2 separate regions of the Mus musculus genome follow, and region 2 is linked to region 1. Evidence: chromatin loops called from intact Hi-C (ENCODE). Cell type or tissue: heart. All regions are shown on one strand. Links, peaks and the distances in the headings refer to the core of each region. The heading gives the core; the rest is flanking DNA.

What was found. A loop is a pair of places that touch in the nucleus more often than their neighbours do. Peaks named below come from ENCODE experiments on the same cell type or tissue, not always from the same donor. Only the 100,000 strongest peaks of a DNase experiment are listed, where the experiment ranks them.
Region 2: it touches region 1 in a loop (2.6-fold over the local background); 2 of 42 quality-filtered maps call a loop at or near these places.

The regions. Positions count from the first base shown.
Region 1 is chr4:150,900,589-150,903,494 of GRCm38, forward strand. It overlaps Park7 (Parkinson disease (autosomal recessive, early onset) 7), which reads right to left. Exons shown (of 7, transcript NM_020569.3): 6 at 420-506. Among named protein-coding and RNA genes, the nearest start is that of Park7, 7.9 kb to the right of the region's middle. In heart, for the core only: CTCF peaks have their summits at 1,276 (motif pointing left) and 1,483; DNase peaks (open chromatin) are centred at 1,293 and 1,623; H3K27ac peaks cover 910 bases.
Region 2 is chr4:150,238,883-150,241,788 of GRCm38, forward strand. It overlaps Eno1 (enolase 1, alpha non-neuron), which reads left to right. Exons shown (of 12, transcript NM_023119.2): 2 at 591-684; 3 at 2,163-2,258. The coding sequence starts at 600. Among named protein-coding and RNA genes, the nearest start is that of Eno1, 3.1 kb to the left of the region's middle. In heart, for the core only: a CTCF peak has its summit at 1,431 (motif pointing left); DNase peaks (open chromatin) are centred at 799, 1,309 and 1,813; H3K4me3 peaks cover 1,885 bases; H3K27ac peaks cover 1,690 bases.

The DNA.
Region 1 (2,906 bases), core at 284-2,783:
AGCGCAAGGAGGAAAGCGCAAGGGGAGGGGCATCCAGCCTCGCGTCAGCCCTCCTACCCTGTCTGCTCACTTCACCAGAAAGAGAAATTGCTTTCAGAGGGTTAATAAAACTCAAATGCCTAGCTGATAGGAAGGAAACGCATCACCAAGCAAGCTGGCCGCCCACTGAAGACATTGCCAAAGGTCTGCAGCACTGTGCACTGTGGGCAAAAGGCATTTGCTGAAACTGCTGTCACGGATTCGGTAAAAACACTACCTAAACTAGCACTTCACAACCCTCCCCGCTGTCGAGTCAGGGTTCTGGTGGCCAGGCTGAGGCTGGGCTGGCGCCGCTGAGAAGTGCGTGCAGAGCCAGGAGCCCTCCACTTGGCTAGGATTCTGTCATATAGGGAAGCACAGGGAGGGAGGGATATACTCACTGCCATTCATCATTTTGTCCTTAGCCAGTGGGTGTGTTGTGACCTTGCATCCAAAACCTACTTCGTGAGCCAACAGAGCCGTAGGACCTAGGAAGAAGATGTATATATACAGATGAGAGGGGAGAGAGAACCTGTGCTGTAAAACAGAAATACAGCGTGTGAGGTGGCGCACGCCTGACCCCAGCCCTTAGGAGGCAGAGGCAGGCAGATCTCTGTGAGTTCCAGGCCAGCTTGGTCTACAGAGTCAGTTCCAGAGCGTGTCCCAGGTCAGTGAGGACTACAAAGAGGGCTCTGCCCCAGAAAAACAAAGACAAAACAAAGAGTTTACCAGAAGTATTCTTCTAAAGCAAACACCCGAGTCTGAACAGTCACGGCTCTAAATCCCACTGCTTAAACACAACAGAGGCGCATCCTCCCGCCATGAGCCCCGTGAGCACCGGGCAAGGTGTGCACGGCCGCCTTCCTGTCATAGTAAGTGACTAACTAATGTGGTCAAAGGCCTGATTTGAAAATGAAGACAAAACAACTTACCACTGCCATTATCTGAGCCTCTAAAGAAGGCCATGCCCAGCCGGGCGTGGTGGCACACGCCTTTAATCCCAGCACTCGGGAGGCAGAGGCAGAGGCAAAGGCAAAGGCAGAGGCAGGCGGGTTTCTGAGTTCGAGGCTAGTCTGGTCTACAGAGTGAGTTCCACGACAGTCAGGGCTACACAGAGAAACCCTGTCTCGAAAAATCAAAACAAAACAAAACAAACAAAAAGAAGGCCATGCCAAGAGTTAGCTCTGGGAACCGGCAGCAAGCTCAAGGCAGCAGACCCCACCCTTTCCTACAGCGCCACCTGGTGGACACTTGAAGAACACCCCACCAACTACAAGTCCTTGGGTGTCCTGGTTCCTGGTAAGTCCTTCCACTCCCTGCTTCTGGCCACCTACAAGCTTCACTGCAAGCTTCCTTCTCTCCCCTCAGGAAAGCCTCCCTGCGATGACTTTCTTCTGGACTCAGCAGCACCGAGGGTGATGCTAACAACGGAGCTCCTGACTGTAACATCACGGTCACTCTTGACTGCTGATTGAAGACAGGCTTCATTACAGAGCTCCACTCCCTGCCTGGGCCACCCCAGTTTTCTGTTTATCATCCCGAGACCGTGACACAGGACAGTCTGCTAGTAATGTTTCTTTTTTTAACAGTGACTTGGTTCGGAGGAGGGCCAGGCCCTCAGGTCTGACTGAGCGCAAGTGAGCGAGCCAGCTGCTGCTGTTCCAGTCAGCGACTCGGAACACGATGACACTGCAGTTTACCTTCAGCCAAGTCTAAGAACAAACCCAGGCAAACCCTAGGGAGGCCGGTCTCCCAGGTCAGCGAAGGACACCAGCCCCCTGATGACTTCGTACCCACCGTCAGGACAGTCCAGGTTACAGGGATTGCAAGACCACCAACCAACAGAAATCCCTGGGCCTCGGCACGGCAGGAAGTCAGAGCTGTGGGAGCCTAAGACGGGATGCCCAGGGCAATGCGTAGGTGCTCCCAGTGGCTCTCTAATGTGCTCTCAAGCATGCAATCGTGGCATCCCATGATGCCCACAACCTCTGTCACTTCAGGGAGTTAGAATGGCTTTGTATGTCGGTTTTGAATGGAGCTTCTCACATGCTAGGCACATACAGCTCAGTTATGCTTGGTCCTAAACTGGGAACTTTTAGAGCTTTTTCCACATGTTTTCCCTCCATTCTTTCCTTCAGTGGAGAGAGGCTCTCTTACGTAGCTAAGGATGGTCTTGAACTCACAGCAGCCCTGCCTCTCCCTCAGCACGGCAGTTACAGCCTGGTCTCCCAGACAACCCAAATGTGATTTTTTGTTTTGTTTTGTTTTGAATTTAACTTAATTTTATATGCATTGGCACAAGGGTGTCAGATCCTCTGGAACCGGAGTTACTGACAGTTGTGAGCCACCATGTAGTTGCTGGGAATTGAACCCGGATCCTTTGGAAGAGCAGTCAGTGCTCTTAATTGCAGAGCCATCTCTCCAGCTCCCAGGAAGGATCTTAAAACAGGGGAGGAGCACACAGCCTTTGCCCGAAGGATGGCGCTTGTCAGTCTGATGTCATTTCAGTAAGACAGCAGCCACAGATGTCTCTACAGTATCTGCTTTGTCCCCTGGGGGAGGCAAGGGCACCAGAGCTAAGATAGAGTCCCTTGGTCCCCAAACAAAACCATCCACTCCTCAGTCACTGATTCACCTGTTCTGTGACACACTTAAAAGGCATCTGATGAGGAAGACGCCGGATGCCAGACCGTCACCTGAGAGGAAAGCCACATCAAGGATTTGAAATGGGCCAGGAAGCAAACTGTTATAGTCTCAAGGCTCAGGATATGTACGAGAGAGCTCATCTGAAGCCATGGGTTTCAAGAGCACCCAAGCCAAGACTCAGCACGCACCCAGGCAGGCGAGGCCGGGGGAAATGTGTGGCGTTTGTGCCGGTCAGATTCTTG
Region 2 (2,906 bases), core at 242-2,741, 660 kb before region 1:
GCATGGCCACCAGGCCAAGAATGGCAGGATCATTGACCACAGGCCAAGGAGTTTGGGGTTCTGGCCTCCTGCCTCACACTTTCTTACTGGTTATCAAATCTGTGTCAGCTGAATATTCTGCTCTTGTCATGGGTGCAATTTGATGAATTAGGGTTTCTCTTTTTCCCACAATTAAACTGCTTTGAAATGTCACATTTCCCTCTGGTCTCCAGGTCAGTTTAACCTCTGACCTTCCTTCACTGTTGCTTCCCACTTCCTTCTCTGTGGAGCCAGAACACTGTTCTATGCAGTCAGAGGATTTAATTTGCCCACAGTACAGGTAGCTTCTGAGGGCTTTCTGTAGGAGTGGTTTATTTCATTGTGCCATGTTGACCTCAAGCTTGGCGGGAAGTCCAAGCCACCGACCTGCTGTGTAAGGAGTAGTCCTCGCTCCCCAAACCCTCACTGATGAGTGACTTTCCTGTATGTTACCTAACGCATAGCCCATTTGGTACCTGTCAAGTCCAGGACCCCTCAGAGGTGATGGCCTTGGAATGAATTAACCTCTGTGTCACTGTTTATTGGTGATATGAATGTTTTTCCTCCTACAGAAATTCGCCATGTCTATTCTCAGGATCCACGCCAGAGAGATCTTTGACTCCCGTGGGAATCCCACTGTTGAGGTCGATCTGTACACCGCAAAAGGTACATGCACCCACTCTGTTTCTTGGTTTCTTCTCACTGAGAATGGGGTCAGGGTGGCAAGGCAGAGTCCCTCTGTCTGATCCTTCCACGCACTGAGATTACAGGCATCTGCCACCATGCCTTGTTTCTTGGTATTTAAGACAGGATGTGGGTTGGGTTCACTGGGACGGGGAAGTAAGGGAGGGCAAGTTCCAAATTCACACCACAGCGTTGTAAAAAAAAAAACTTACATTAAGAAATTGTCTGGGTGTGGTGGCTAAAGCTTTTAATCTCAGCACTTGTGCCTGCTGCAAGGGGGAGAACTTTTTGAGACTAGCCTGGGCTACACAGCAAGGCCTAAATTGCTCTACTAAAAAAAAAAAAAAAAAAACTCAAGCCCAACCTGTGCTAATTTCAGCATCTGCATTCAGAGGTGCGTGTAGTGGGTGCAATAGGAAAGAGACCCGAGGAAGATGTGGCAATGGACCCGAAGAGCTCTGAGGGCCTGCCAGTCTGAGCTGAGTCATTGTGTGACTCAGAATTCAAGCACCAGAGCGCAGCCCTACCTACCCATTGTCCCATCCCCCAGGAAATGAAGGCTCCTCAAATCATCAGGGAGAGCCTGCCTGTGCACTGCCGCCTTTGTCTTTGCTAGGGCTTCTCTGCTGTGACCCGGTGAATACCAAGAATGCTAGGTGGCATCAGGTGTCAGATAACAAGGGATAGCTCCACCTACTGGTGACATTGTACATGACATAAGGTTTCTTAGCAAGGGATGGCTCCACCTACTGGTGCAGCTTTATGCTTAAAGACAAGATGGAAGGGCATCTCACTGTAGCCCTTTTTAAAGACTTTAATTTTTTAATTTAATTTCTTAAGACTTTAGTCTTAATGCTTTCACCTGCCAGTTAAGAGCAGTATTTACAATAATTAGTATATTTTGCATAAGACCTCCTGTGTTTGTAGCCCACACTGGTCTCAAATCCTCTTTCTTGGGTGCTGAGATTAGAGCTGTGGGCCCCACTATTGGCCTAAGTCTCTGTGAGTGCAGGGGTGGGGGGGGGTGATTCAGATAGGAAATGCCTGCTGTTCAGACATGAGGCTCAGGGTCCAATCCCCAGTAGCCACATAAAAACCCAGGCCTAGCAGCAGCACTGGAGGGACAGGATGTCAGCTAATGCTGCCAAATTGGTAAACCCCAGGCTCAATGAAACCTTGAGTCAACGCCTGGCTTCCACACCTTGTCTTAGATTGAAGTGAGTGAGATTTTTATGTATTGTCTAAATGTTCCTGAGGGTTGAACTCTGCACACAGTGCAGATAGTACTGGGGTGGGGGGATACTTGATTTTTTTTTTTTTTTTTTTTTTTTTTTTTTAAAGAAGAGTCTTGCTTTGGTCCCCTTTGGCCTCAGACTCAGATCCTGCTGCCTCAGCCTCCGGTGTTTTGGGATTACAGGCATGTGCCATGCCCAGTGCTGAATTTCGCACCTCTATTCCAGGTCTCTTCCGAGCTGCGGTGCCCAGCGGTGCGTCCACTGGCATCTACGAGGCCCTAGAACTCCGAGACAATGATAAGACCCGCTTCATGGGGAAGGGTAAGGATGGGAACCCAGTCACACCCTCACTCGCCAGCCCCTCTTGCGTTCCCCAGGCATTCTCACCTGTAGCACTCCTCACATAGGAAAGGCAGCAGGGTAGCCTACCAACACCCACCTTCCTAAGCCTGGAAACCTGGCATGGAAGTCCTAGGAGACTGGTTGCTGATCTGCTAATATCACTTCCTCCCAGAAGGGTCTGATGCGTGCCATCAGTGGGGACATGTAGACAGTTCTGTTGGCTTTTCTGGTGCCCACTCGACAGGGTCAGCCTGGGCAAATCAGCTCCCACATCTCTGGTGTGGAGTCTGCCTGTCCTAGGTGCAGCAGTCAGCACACTGCCTTTTTCCCTGATAGAGTATTAGCCCTGCATGCTGTCTGGTCTTTCTAAAGAAAGACTGTTACTGTAACCAATAGTGGCGAGGGCAGCAACTGGGGAAAGCCTCCAAAGACAGGGAAGGTTGTGTCAGAGGGGGGTCTCAGGGCTAAGGAGCCAGCCAGGGTGAGGAGAAGCCTGACTTCTCGAGTGCTCCTGCCTCTTCTTTCCTCACTCTTTCCTCTGTGTCCTCTGAAGCCTGTTCTCTCCTGAGTCTCTTCTTCCTTCTCTATTCACCTCTAATGGGCAGGCGTCTCCAGACCCGTTAAGTA